Linked DNA regions of Homo sapiens: region 1 is linked to region 2. Evidence: read pairs that join two places in POLR2A ChIA-PET (ENCODE). Cell type or tissue: endothelial cell of umbilical vein. All regions are shown on one strand. Links, peaks and the distances in the headings refer to the core of each region. The heading gives the core; the rest is flanking DNA. Region 1 overlaps JAK3 (Janus kinase 3). Region 2 overlaps UNC13A (unc-13 homolog A).

What was found. ChIA-PET counts read pairs that join two places held together with the same protein. Peaks named below come from ENCODE experiments on the same cell type or tissue, not always from the same donor. Only the 100,000 strongest peaks of a DNase experiment are listed, where the experiment ranks them.
Region 1: POLR2A ChIA-PET joins it to region 2 with 8 read pairs; 4 of 35 experiments call an interaction of 5 or more read pairs at or near these places.

What each region holds. Positions count from the first base shown.
Region 1 is chr19:17,829,868-17,832,367 of GRCh38, forward strand. It overlaps JAK3 (Janus kinase 3), which reads right to left. Exons shown (of 24, transcript NM_000215.4): 20 at 1,807-1,931; 21 at 1,361-1,533; 22 at 636-753; 23 at 241-351. Among named protein-coding and RNA genes, the nearest start is that of INSL3, 9.6 kb to the left of the region's middle. RefSeq lists a silencer at 1,166-1,215 and enhancers at 1,187-1,771, 1,772-2,355. In endothelial cell of umbilical vein, for the core only: no CTCF peak of the experiment used is centred there; a DNase peak (open chromatin) is centred at 1,144.
Region 2 is chr19:17,606,954-17,617,419 of GRCh38, forward strand. It overlaps UNC13A (unc-13 homolog A), which reads right to left. Exons shown (of 44, transcript NM_001080421.3): 42 at 4,810-4,902; 43 at 2,987-3,146. Among named protein-coding and RNA genes, the nearest start is that of COLGALT1, 57 kb to the left of the region's middle. In endothelial cell of umbilical vein, for the core only: no CTCF peak of the experiment used is centred there; no DNase peak of the experiment used is centred there.

The DNA.
Region 1 (2,500 bases), core at 1-2,500, 220 kb after region 2:
TAATCTTCCCTCACCCTATAAGGCATTACTATTCTCATTTTGGAAAAGGGTAAACTGAGGCTCTGAAAGTGCTCTGACTTGCCACACAGTGAGAGAGTAGCCAAGTGGGGGCCAGGATCCTCATCGGCCTCACACTCTAGCCTTTCTTCTCAGTACAGAGACTCAGGCGCCAGCTGGCTTGCCCGAGACCCCGGCCCAATCTACAGACTGGGAAACTGAGGCTAGCCCTGCGGCGCTCACCTCAGCAGGGCAGGCAGGAGGCGCCGGCAGCCTCTGGCCCTCCTCCAGCAGTTCCAAGAGGCGGCAGAGGGCGGGGACATCCCGCTCACATCCCATCATCCGCAGGAACTCCTGGAGCCAAGGAGGAGCGCATGTGGTGGGGGAGGAGCCTCCGTGGGTGGAGGGGGAGGGGCCACCCGTGGTGGGGGTAGGGGCCATCTGTGATGGAGCGGGGAGGGGCTGCCTGAACCGTGAAGGGGTCAGAAAGGTGAGGAAGCGTCCTCCCCACTGGGGCCTATGATGCTGGGACCAGGTGACCCCATGCTAAAGAGGGACGCAGGCGCAGACAGGTTGGAGATTGGCCACGAGGGGCGTGGAGGGAGAAGAAGGCTGGGGGCTCTGGGAAGCCGACTCACGGCCGAGGGGCTGCAGCTTTTGTCGCAGTAGGTGAAGAGCTCGTACAGGACGACCCCGAAGCTCCAGACGTCTGACTGGCGAGAGAAGATGTTGTCCGAGAGGGATTCGGGGGCATACCTGGAGAGGGGACAAGGTCTTGAGATGCGAGGGTGTAGAAAGGACAGGAAGAGGGGGGCAGCCTTGGAATGGGGAACTGGTCAGGGTAGGTGGGGACTGTGAGCAGGTCAGTCCCGTCTCCAGGGTCTCGGTTTCCCTGGCTGTGGGATAGGTGGATTCTCCAGCCCTGGGAGGTGCCTGGGAAGAGCTAAGGCTGTGGGGAGGAGGCGGGGGCAGCACGGAGGGGCGGAGATGGGGGCGGGGCCAGAGCCGTGGGAGGGGGAGGGGCCAGAACTGGGCGGGGGGAAGGGCGGAACTAAGAGGGGGCCAGCCCTGAGGGGCGGAGCCAGCGTGTTGGAGGGGTGGGGTTCTGAAGCTTGGGCGGGGCGAGAGCTGAGAGAAGGGCGGGGCTAAGGCTGGGGGCCGCTGACAGCAGGGCAGCGGGAGACAGAGGAGCCAGTGCTGTTGAGGGGGCGGGGCTCTGGGGAGTGGGAGGGGCCAAAGCTGCAGCGGAGGAAGGGCGGGGCTAAGGCTGGGGAGCAAAGCAGCGGGAGGGGGCGGGGGCATGGCTGGGGGCGGAGCCAGAGCCGTGGGGAATAGGGGCGGAGCCTAGGCGCGGGTTCCCCACCAGAAAATGGGGCTCTGGCCTGGCTCGCGGACCACGTAGTAGTCTTTGTCAAGCGGCAGCAGCTTAGCTAGGCCGAAGTCAGCGATCTTGACGTGTGCCTCGCTCTCCACGAGGATGTTTCGGGCGGCCAGGTCGCGGTGCACGCAGCGGCGGGAGCCCAGGTACTCCATGCCCTGCGGGCGGGCGGTGTGAGCGTGCAGAGAGGATCCCAGGATAATCCGGCAGGTACCCCAAGCGTGACCTGGCACCCCAACCCAGACCCCAACTATAACCCTACCCCCGAGCCATCCTCCACTGAAGTTCTGATCCTGAGCCCTAAGCCAACCCCACCACTCCCGAGACCTGGACCCCAAACCACTCCTCAGCCTTCACCGCGACCTCCAAGCAGACCCCTGCCCAGGCCGTGCCAGCTGAATCCCCACAAGTCCCGGGGCGCCCCCTCGCACCTTGCAGATCTGCGAGGAATAGAGAAGGAGGCGGCTGGCATCGAGGCGCGCGCGGTGCCGCTGCAGGAAGTCGCGCAAGCAGCCGCTGGGCAGGTACTCCATGACCAGCCGCAGGCTCTGGCGGCCTGGAGAAGGCAGGATCTGTCACAGCAGGGCCCAGCCCTGCTCGTCCCCCCATTCTTCCCCCCTTTCACAGTGGGACCTTGTGTCCCTCTCGACCTCAGTTTTGCTGACTGTAATATGGGAACCGCAACAATGACACATTGCTAATATCTCTTGAGTACTTTCTACAACATACATTGATGTGTTTATATATCACGGCCAGGTGCAGTGGCTCACGCCTGTAATCCCAGCACTTTGGAAGCCTCACTTGAGGTCAGGAGTTCAAGACCAGCCTGGCCAACATGGTGAAAACCCATCTCCACTAAAAACACAAAAATTAGCCGGGTGTGGTGGCACGCTCCTGTAATCCCAGCTACTCTGGAGGCTGAGGCAGGAGAATCACTTGAACTTGGAAGGCAGAGGTTGCAGTGAGCCGAGATTGAGCCACTGCCTCCAGCCTGGGTGACAGAGCGAGACTCTGTCTCAAAAAAACAAACAAACAACAACAACAACAAAGTAAATATCACAATGGCCCATTTTTCAGCTGGAGAAACTGAGGCTCAGAAAAGTTAAGGTTTCACAACTGGTAAGG
Region 2 (10,466 bases), core at 3,109-5,608:
TGGATAAGAGCCCCTCCTACAGGGTCACGCCCAGCTTCTCCCTCTTGTCCACCTCCCAGGTTGTACCTCTATCCCTGAAGTACTCCGGCCCACCCTGGCTGACATCTGACCTCCCACTAGACCATGCTTCTCCTCCTGAGTATCCCCTAAAGGGGCCAATCGCCCCAAAACCTTCTGACCAAGAGCCCTGTGCTGACACGACATGGAACTGGCTTCAATCTTGTCCCATAAGAGCTCCCAGGCCCCCTAGATAATACCAGCTAACCAGCTCTGATTTACCCTTACCCCTGTGCATTTTTATTTATTTTTATTTATTTTTATTTTTTGAGTGGGCATCTCCCTCTGTCACCCAGGCTGGAGTGCAGTGGCACAATCGCGGCTCACTGCAACCTCTGTCTCCCGGGTTCAAACGATTCTTCTGCCTCAGCCTCCCTAGTAGCTGGGATTACAGGCATGCACCACCACACCGGGCTGATTTTTTGTGTTTTTAGTACAGATGGGGGTGGCGGGGGGGGGGGTCTCACCATGTTGGCCACGCTGGTCTCGAACTCCTAACCTCAGGTGATCCACTGCCTTGGCCTCCCAAAGTGTTGGAATTACAAGCGTCAGCCACCGCGCCTGGCCCATAGTTTTTTGTTTTTTTAAAGACAGGGTCTCGCTATGTCGGTCACCCAGGCTGGAGTGCAGTGGCACAATCATAGCTCATTGCAGCCTTAAACTCCTGAGCTCAAGCGATCTTCCTGCCCCAGCCTCCCAGGTAGCTGGGACTACTTTCTTCTGCACTTCTGTCTCCTAAGAACATCCAACAACATTGCCCTGCCCCAGTGCTCTGTGAGGCTGACACTCGACCCAAGGATCTACCCCGGATGACCCCAACTCTACCCTTGCTAACCACCACCATCCATCTACCCCCGTGAACAGACTTTTTTTTTTTTTTTTTTTTTGAGGCAGAGTCTTGCTCTGTCGCCCAGGCTGGAGTGCCGTGGTACAATCATGGCTCACTGCAACCTGTGCCTCCTGGGTTCAAGCGATTCTCGTACCCCTCACCCTCTGGAGTAGCTGGGATTACAAGCGCCTGCCACCACACCCGGCTAATTTCTGTATTTTTTATTTTTTTGAGTCTCACTCTGTAGCCCAGGCTGGACTGCAGTAGCGCCATCTTGGGTCATTGCAGCCTCCACCTCCTGGGTTCAAGCGATTCTCCTGTCTCAGCCTCCCGCGTAGCTGGGATTACAGGCGCCCACCACAACACACAGCTAATATTTTTTGTATATACTATATTATATACAATATATAATATATGAAATATATAATATATATACTTTTATATATAATATAATATATACTATATATAATTTTATTTATACTATATAATATATACTATATATAATTTTATATATAATATAAATATATATTATATATGTATATAAATATATATATATTTATATATAATATATAAAAATATATTTATATGATATATATTTATTATATATTATATAATATAATATAAATACATATTTTATATATAATTATATAATATAAATACATATTTTATATATAATTATATAATATATATTTCTTTTAGACGGAGTCTTGCTCTGTTGCCCAGGCTGGAGTGCAGTGGTGCGATCTCGGCTCACTGCAAGCTCTGCCTCCCGGGTTCACGCCATTCTCCTGCCTCAGCCTCCCGAGTAGCTGGGACTACAGGCGCCCGCCACCACGCCTGGCTAGGTTTTGTATTTTTAGTAGAGACGGGGTTTCACCGTGTTAGCCAGGATGGTCTCGATCTCCTGACCTCGTGATCTGCCCGCCTTGGCCTCCCAAAGTGCTGGGATTACAGGTGTGAGCCACCACACCCAGCCATATTTTATATTTTTAATAGAGATGGAGTTTCACCATGTTGGCCAGGCTGGTCTCGAACTCCTGGCCTCAAGTTATCTGCCCACCTTGGCCTCCCAAAGTGTTGAGCTTACAGGCGTGAGCCACCATGCTCGGCCAGAGCAGACTTTTTTTTTTTTTTTGAGGTGGAGTTTCGCTTTTGTTGCCCAGGCTGGAGTGCAATGGCTCGATCTTGGCTCACTGCACCCTCCGCCTCCCGGACTCAAGCGATTCTTCTGCCTCAGCATCCCGAGTAGCTGGGATCACAGGCGTGCGCCACCACACCCGGCTAATTTTTTTTTTTTTTTTTGTATTTTTAGTAGAGACGGGGTTTCACCATGTTGGCCAGGCTGGTCTTGAACTCCTGACCTCAGGTGATCTGTCTGCCTCGGCGTCCCAGAGTGCTGGGATGACAGGTGTGAGCCACCACACTCGGCCAGAGCAGACTTTTTTATGCTGTCCACATCATCAGCATCCTCTAGACCCTATCCTGATACCCGCAGCCTAGGCCCACTCCCAACTCCAAGAACCTCCATCCAATGTGACCCCACCTCCACCCCACGTGACACCCACCCCCAAGCCTGGGATCCATCTACACTCCACTCCTGTCCCCAGAGCCGACTCCTCCAGATGGGCTGCCCCAACGGTCCTGACAAGGCTCAATGTAGACTCCAGTAGTCCCCACCCCCATGCAACCTCAGTCCTGTCCCCAGGTCCCTCAGCCCCCCGCTCATAAGCGTCATCACTGCCACCCTCATTCCTTCACCAGACAGAGTCTCCAGCCCCAGCAATGGCCCTGCCCACCATGCACTTCCTGCCCAGACTTTCCCTCCCCTCTGCAAGTCTTCATCATGAAGTTACCCCACTCTACTCATTGCCTCCCCTTGGATCTGCCAGCCCCCAAAGGTGACCTCCATCCTCGTGTCCCCTCCCTGATGTCATTCCTGCACTACTAAGGGGTCTCCCTTTCCAGCACCCCCACCTAGAATGTGGCCCCTCCCATTCCCGGGCCCAGATTCCAGATACCTCCTGCCTAGCTGGCTTTGGGGTTCACCTGGCGGATGCCCCCTCCCTTGCCCCCATGCTCTTCAAAGCATCCCAAACTCACAACTGGAAGCTCTCATTGTACTTGGGAGCCCAGCTATTGTTCTTGGATTTGGTCGCAAACTTGCGTTTCTTGTCGCTGAGCTGGGGCCCAATGATGTTGACCTCGATGAACGGCCGGAAGATGCCAGAAGTCTGCCACTTGAGGTCATTGGCAGCCACCACTGTTGGAGGAAGTAGAGGGTAAGACAGGTCAGGTTCTCCCAGTTGGAAAAAGTAGATGTTTGTGGCTCTCAAAACCTGCCCAAGGCTGGGCGCAGTGGCTCACGCTTGTAATCCCACCACTTCGGGAGGCCAAGGCGGGTGGATCACTTGAGTCCAGGAGTTTGAGACCAGCCTGGGCAACATGGTGAAACCCTGTCTCTACGAAAAATACAAAAATCAGCTGGGCGTGGTGGCACGCGCCTGTAGTCCCACATACTTGTGGGGCTAAAGCAGGAGGATTGCTTGAGCCTGGGTGGCGGCAGTTGCAGTGAGCTGAGATTGTGCCACTGCACTCCAGCCTGTGTGACAAAGCAAGATCCTGTCTAAAAAAAATAAAAAATAAAAACACCCCACCCCTCGCCCGCCGCCAAAAACCCTGTCTGAAATAAAGACTACATTTCCCAGCATTGCCATGAAGCTAAGTGTGGTCATATGACTATGTTTTGGCCAATGAGGTGAGAGAAAAAAATCACGTGTACTACTTCTCCACTGTGGCTTAAAAGGCAGGGAGTGAACCCCAAACTTTCTCCTTCCTCTAGCCGCAGTCTGCAATGCTTGTGGGGGCTGAGCTCTTTGTGACCCTATAGTGGAGGAAAAACACATTTGGGTCCAGGTATGGTGGCTCACGTCTGGAATCCCAGCACTTTGGGAGGCCCAGGTGGGAGGACTGCTTGAGGCCAGGAGTTTGAGACCAGCCTGGATACCATAGTGAGACACCATCTCTACAAAAATATAATTTAAAAAGTAGCCAGGTGTGATGCTGCATGCCTGCAATCCCAGCGACTCCGGAAGCTGAGGCAGGAGGATCGCTAGAGCCCAGGAGTTTGAGGCTGCAGTGTGCTGTGATTGCACCACAGCGCTCCAACCTGGGCAACAGAGTGAGACTCTGGCCTCTAAAACAAACAAACAACAACAACAACACATTAGGGATGAAAATGCAACAAAAGATGGCAGCAGCACAGATCACCAACACTGCGAAGCCTCCATATCAGCTCGAGGCTGGTTGCTACTTAAACTGTTATCCCAGAGAAAAACCAATTCTATCATTTTTGTTTGTTTGTTTACATGGAGTCTCACTCTGTCACCCAGGCTGGAGTGCAGTGGCGCAATCTCAGCTCACTGCAAACTCCACCTCCCGGGTTCAAGCGATCCTCCCACCTCAGCCTCCTGAGTAGCTGGGATTACAAGCACACGCCACCACACCCAGCTACTTTTTGAATTTTTAGTAGAAACAGGGTTTCACCATGTTGGCCAGGCTGGTCTGAACTCCTGGCCTGATCCGCCAGCTTTGGCCTCCCAAAGTGCTGGGATTACAGGCATGAGCCACCGTGCCTGGCCTAATTCTGTCTTATTTAAGCCATGTCAAAAACAGCCCAATCTGTGTTCTAGTCAACAAAAGCCAAGAAAAGGAAAGCAGGGCTGAGAGATGGAGAAAGTGGGATTCAGTCTTACAAAACTGTTTACACTGCTGGATCCAGCCATGCCTGAAGGTGGCCACCTTTGGACGTTTCCGTTTCATGGACCATTAAACAACAACAACAAAAAAAGGGTGTTGCTTAAGCCAGTTTGAGTTTGGTTTCTGTTTTAGAACCTAGCAAGTCCCTCCCACCTCAGACCACTCACCTTTCACTGTGACCTTGTGTTCCCCAGTTCCTGGATGAGTGAACAGCTCAACATGGACAGAGACTTCACCCACAGGGTCTTCTACACCCAAGCCTGGGCAGGGCAGGGGAGGATGGTCAGCGTGAGCTCTGTTCTTTCCCACCCACCAGGAGGGACCTTGACGGCCTCCCACCCACCTGTGCTGGCGGCACCAGGTCATCAGCCCTGATAGGGAGGCACTGATGGGGGGCCAGGATGGGAGGTGCTCTTGGGAAGCCAAGAATCCTGGGTTCTGGCCTTTTACTGCCTTGCTGTGTGATCTTGGGTAGATTGCTTAACCTCTCTGAGCCTAATGCAATTCTTTTCTTTTTTCTTATTCCATTGATTGCCATGTTGTCAAAATTCAGTCTTCATGTTACATTACATCTTGGCAGCATCTGGCACCCTGGCCTCCTGTGGCTGTTTGTCCTCTTGGCTGCAACAATGTCACCAACTCGATTCTCATCCTACATAGTTGTCACTCCCTCCAACCCCCTTTTGTCATTTTCTCCTCCGTGGGTCCTCAAACTGACCCTGCACCTCAATATTTGACACTCTTCTTTGTCTTCACTTCCTCCCTAGGTGCCCATAAACTGGAAAATCCTGCCAGCTCTACCTTCAAAATACATCCAGAAGCAGAGCCATGTCTTTTCCCTGTATCCTACACCTGCCCCCAGCATCCCATGCCTGGACTATTGCAGTAGCCTCCTTGCTGGTCTTCCTTCCACTCTTTCATCTACTCTCAGTATACCAGCCAGAAAAATCCTATTAAGTCAGATCATGTCGGCAGGGCGCGGTGGCTCACAGCTGTAATCCCAGCATTTTGGGAGGGTGAGGCAAACTCACTTGAGCTCAGGAGTTTGAGACTAGCCTGGGCAACATGGCAAAACCCCATCTCTACAATAAATACAAAAATTAGTGGCCATGGTGGGGCGTGCTTGTAGCCCCAGCTACTCTGGTGGCTGAGGTGGGAGGAACACTTGAGCTCAGAAGGGTCCAGGCTGCAGTGAGACGAGATCGCACCACTGCACTTCAACCTGGGTGACAGAGCAAGACCCTGTCTCAGAAAATTAAAAAATAAATAAATAACATTTAAAAGTCAGATCATGTCCCTCCTCTGCTCAAAACTCTTCCATGGGTCGGGCAGTGGTGGCTCATGCCTGTAACCCCAGTACTTTGGGAGGCTCATGCTTGTAATCCTAGCATTTTGGGAGGCTGAGGTGGGCAGATAACTTGAGGTCAAGAGTTCAAGCCCATCCTGGCCAACATGGCGAAACCCTGTCTCTACTAAAAATACAAAAATTAGCCGGGTGTGGTAGTGCACGCCTGTAATCCCAGCTACTTGGGAAGCTGAGACAGGAGAATCACTTGAACCTGGGAGGCAGAGGTTGCAGTGAGCTGAGATTGCACCACTGCACTCCAGCCTGGGTGACAGAGAGAGACCCTGTCTCAAAAAAAAAAGAGAGAGAAAAGAAAATTAGCCAGGTGTGGTGATGCATGCACCTGTAGTCCCAGCTATCTAGGAGGCTGAGGCAGGAGGATCGCTTAATCCCAGCTGGTTGAGGCTGCAGTGAGCTATGATCCCGCCACTGCACTTCAGTCTGGGTGACAGAGCAAGACTGTCTCAAAAAACAAAACAAAGCAAAACCAAACTCTTCCATGGCTCCCACCTCACTCTGAGATAATCAAAGTGGTTTTTGTGACCTGCAACACCCCTTCCAATAGTGGCCCTTTCCAATAGGTTACTATTACCTCTCCCCACTCACCCCATTCTTGCCCTTGTTAACTCTGACCCAGCCCCACAGGTCACCTCATTGCATCACCTGGCCCAGAATCCTCATCCCTCCTGATGTGACAGCTCATAGCGGCATCTTTTATTTTCCTTACCCCTATTTCCCTTCTAGTGCAGAATCTTAAGTTTCTTTTTTTTTTTTTTTTTTTTTTCTTTTTTTTGAGATGGAGTCTTGCTTTGTCGCCCAGGCTGGAGTGCAATGGCGAAATCTCGGCTCACTGCAACCTCGGCCTCCCAGGTTCAAGCGATTCTCCTGCCTCAGCCTCCTGAGTAGCTGGGACTACAGGTGCACACCACCACACCCAGCTAATTTTTGTAGTTTTGAGACGGGGTTTCACCATGTTGGCCAGGATGGTCTCGATCTCTTGACCTGGTGATCTGCCCGCCTCGGCCTCCCAAAGTGCTGGGATTACAGGCATGAGCCACCGCACCTGGCCTTCTTTTTTGTTTTTGAGATAGAGTCTTGCTGTGTCACCAGGCTGGAGTGTAATGGCACCATCTCGGCTCACTGCAACCTCCGCCTCCCAGGTTAAAGCGATTCTCCTGCCTCAGCCTCCTGAGTAGCTGGGATTACAGGCATCCACCAACACGCCTGGCTAATTTTTGTTATTTTTAGTAGAGATGGGGTTTCACCATGTTGGCCAGGCTGGTCTCAAACTCCTGACTTCAAGTGATCCGCCCAACTTGGCCTCCCAAAGTGCTGGGATTACAGGCATGCACCACCGCGCCAGGCCTCAACCCCTAATTTTTCCATTATGGAGTCAAAAAGTTCCCTTGTCTGCTTGAATCATGGTGTGGTGGGCTTCTGTTTGGGGCCACCAGCCGTGTCCTCCATGGTGCCAATGGGGATCACTGATGGGGCAGCTTAAAAGAATCTCTCCCGGTCCCGCCTTCTGTGACTCAAAAGGGCATCCTGTGGGGCCTGTGGACCTGTGACCGCCAGCACCTCCACCAACCCCTCCCCACCCCCCACCAGGCAACTCCCCACTCCTGGACCACCCCATGCACGGGGAGAAGAAGGGGAAAGTCAGAGGTGAGGGTGGGAGGTTGGGTCAGTCAAACGCTGATTGGGTTACCTCACGCTGGACAGGAAGTGACTGAGGGTTGGGGAGCACAGGGGCCTGGAGACCCCCATCACCCCAGTACTGGGGTATGTGGCCCCGGTCTTTGCTGCACGCCCCAGGCCGTCTTCCTTGTTGCCTCAGGCTCCCATTCCACCCCCACCCCCCGCCACCAGTCACATGCTCAGCCGCCCCGCCCTCCCCCAGGCCGATGCTTCATAGCAAGCTCAATCCGGGCCAGACTGGGGTGCCGGGGGTGCCAGGGGGAATTGGACAGTGGTGGGTCAGGTGAGGGGTCAGACCAAGGCCAAAGCTAGTAAGAAGGGGGGAGGGAGGCAGTGCTGGGTGCCCCCATCCCGTGCTTTGCTGGCTTCGCGGGGAAGGGTCTTTCCTGGGCCTCTCAGTGCTTCTTCCAACCCCACTCCCCACTCCCCAAGTCCCGGGACCCCTGCAGGGGAAGGTTCCTCGGACAAGTGGTTGAATCTCCTTTGGCTCTCAGTATCTCATCTGTGGAATGATGTACCCCTCGTGGGGCAGTTAAAGAAATCTGTTTCAGTTTCCCCAAGAAGGCTAGGCATGGAGGCTCATGCCTGTAATCCCAGCACTTTGGGAGGCCAAGGTGGGAGGATCATTTGAGGCCAGGAGTTCGAGACCAGCCTGGGCAACATAGCCCAGGAGGTGGCGGCTGCAGTGACCTGAGATTTCGCCATTGCACTCCAGCCTGGGTGACAGCGTCTGCCTCAAATTAAAAACAAAATGGCCAGGCGCTGGGATTACACCTGTCATCCTAGCACTTTGGAAGGCCGAGGCCAAGATGGGTGGACCACTTGAGGCCAAGAGTTCAAGACCAGCCTGGCCAACATGGCAAAACCCCGTCTCTACTAAAAATACAAAAATTAGCCAGGCGTGGTGGTGCGGGCCTGTAATCCCAGCTACTCAGGAGGCTGAGGCACAAGAATCGCTTGAAACCAGGAGGCGGACGGAGGTTGCAGTGAGCTGAGATTTCCCCACTGCATTCCAGCCTGGGTGACAGAGTGAGACTCTGTCTCAAACAACAACAACAAAACCAAACACAGATTCTTCAAGAAATGCCTGGCACAAGGTCCTGCTCAGCCTTAGAGCCTGATAAGTATTCACTGAGATCAGCCTGGGCAACAAAGTGAGGCCACCTCTCTACAAAAAAAATTAAAAATTAGCTAGCCATGTGACGTGTGCCTGTAGTCCCAGCTCCTCGGGAGGCTGGGGCAGGAGGATCACTTGAGCACAGGAGGGAGGCTGCAGTGAGCAGTGATTGCACCACTGCATTCCAGCCTAGGTGACAGAAGGAGACCTTGTCTCTAAATAATAATATCAATAACAATAATCCTATGAAGTAGGGTCCTTGACTGTCCCCATTTTACAGATGAGAAAACTGAGGCTCAGGGAGACAGATTCTTGCCCAAGGTGCCTACCCGTGGAGTGGCTGGGCTGGAATCAGAGCCCAGCTCTTAACCTGACAGGTGCCTGTCCCGGGGTCCCAGGATCTGGCTTAAAAAATATGTCATATCAGGAGAAATGGATTCTGGGATTCCCACTGGAATCGCTTCTTCCCCATGTAGAACCAGCAAATCGTCCTTCCCCCTCACCCGCCTGGGCCCTCCAAGCCGCTCAGGCCTGGGCGGCGGCCCTGCAGGCCCTTGAGGCAGAAGGACGATCCTTTTACTAGCCGGGGCCAGGAGGGGCGCAGGCACCGGGCACCAGGCGCGGGCGGCGGGCGGGAGGCGGAGGCACGTACCCTTCTCAGGATAAATGTCTTCACTAAGGGTAAACCTAGTACCTTTTCCACCATGGACTAATTGGGGGTGGGGGTGGAAGGGGGAGAGAGGTGGGAAGCATGGGGAGCGGGGAGAGACGAGCCAGTGAGAGGTGAGGATGGAGGAGTGTGTGTGGAGGGGGCAGGGGAGGCGCGGAGAGGGGACGGCGAGTGAGAGGGAGGAAAAACAAGAGAGAGAGAAACGTCAGCTGCAGACAGACGGAGAGACAGACAGCCTCCTGCTCCAGGGACACCAGGGACACTAAAAGCAGCCAGGACTGGAAGGGAAGCTGAGCTCAGAGACCCAGCGCCCACGGAGGGCCCTTGGGCTGGCTGGATCGGGGGAGAAGGGGGCCGTTGGAGGCCACAGGGCTTTGCTCCCCTCGCCCCAGGCTGGGTGTCGATGGCGATTCTCCCTCCCCCTCCTGAGTTCAAGCCGCCAAACTTCTTCCCCTTGTCGGGACCAATTTTGAAAAGGGGGGGTCCCCAGGGAATCCTGCCCTCCATCCAGCCCCAGCTGCCGTGTGTGTGCGCTCAGAGAGGGACAGGAGACCGAAGCAAAATACAGAGAGAAAGAGAGAGTTTGAGAAATGGGAACTCCCTCTCCGTCCACCCTCCCCCACCAAGTCGAGGTCCCTCCCGCCCTCGGAGCTGTCAATCATTCCTTAGCCCCATGACATCACAGAGGTCCCTCCTCAGGGGAGTTCAACCACTCTCTGGGACCATGACGTCAAAGTTCCCACCCATGGACCTGCCAATCATTCCTTGACCCCTTGACATCAGAGGTCCTGCCCATCCTGAGCTGTCAATCACTCCTGAAGTCTCCCAGAGCTGTCAACGATTCCCTGGACCCATGACTGTCCAGGTCCCTCAGGAGCTGACAATCATTCATTGGCCCTGGGACACCATTGATTTTCCCAGGAGATGACAATCACCTTGTGGCCCTACGACGTCACAGGTTCCACACCTAAGAGTCATCAATCCTACCCTGGTC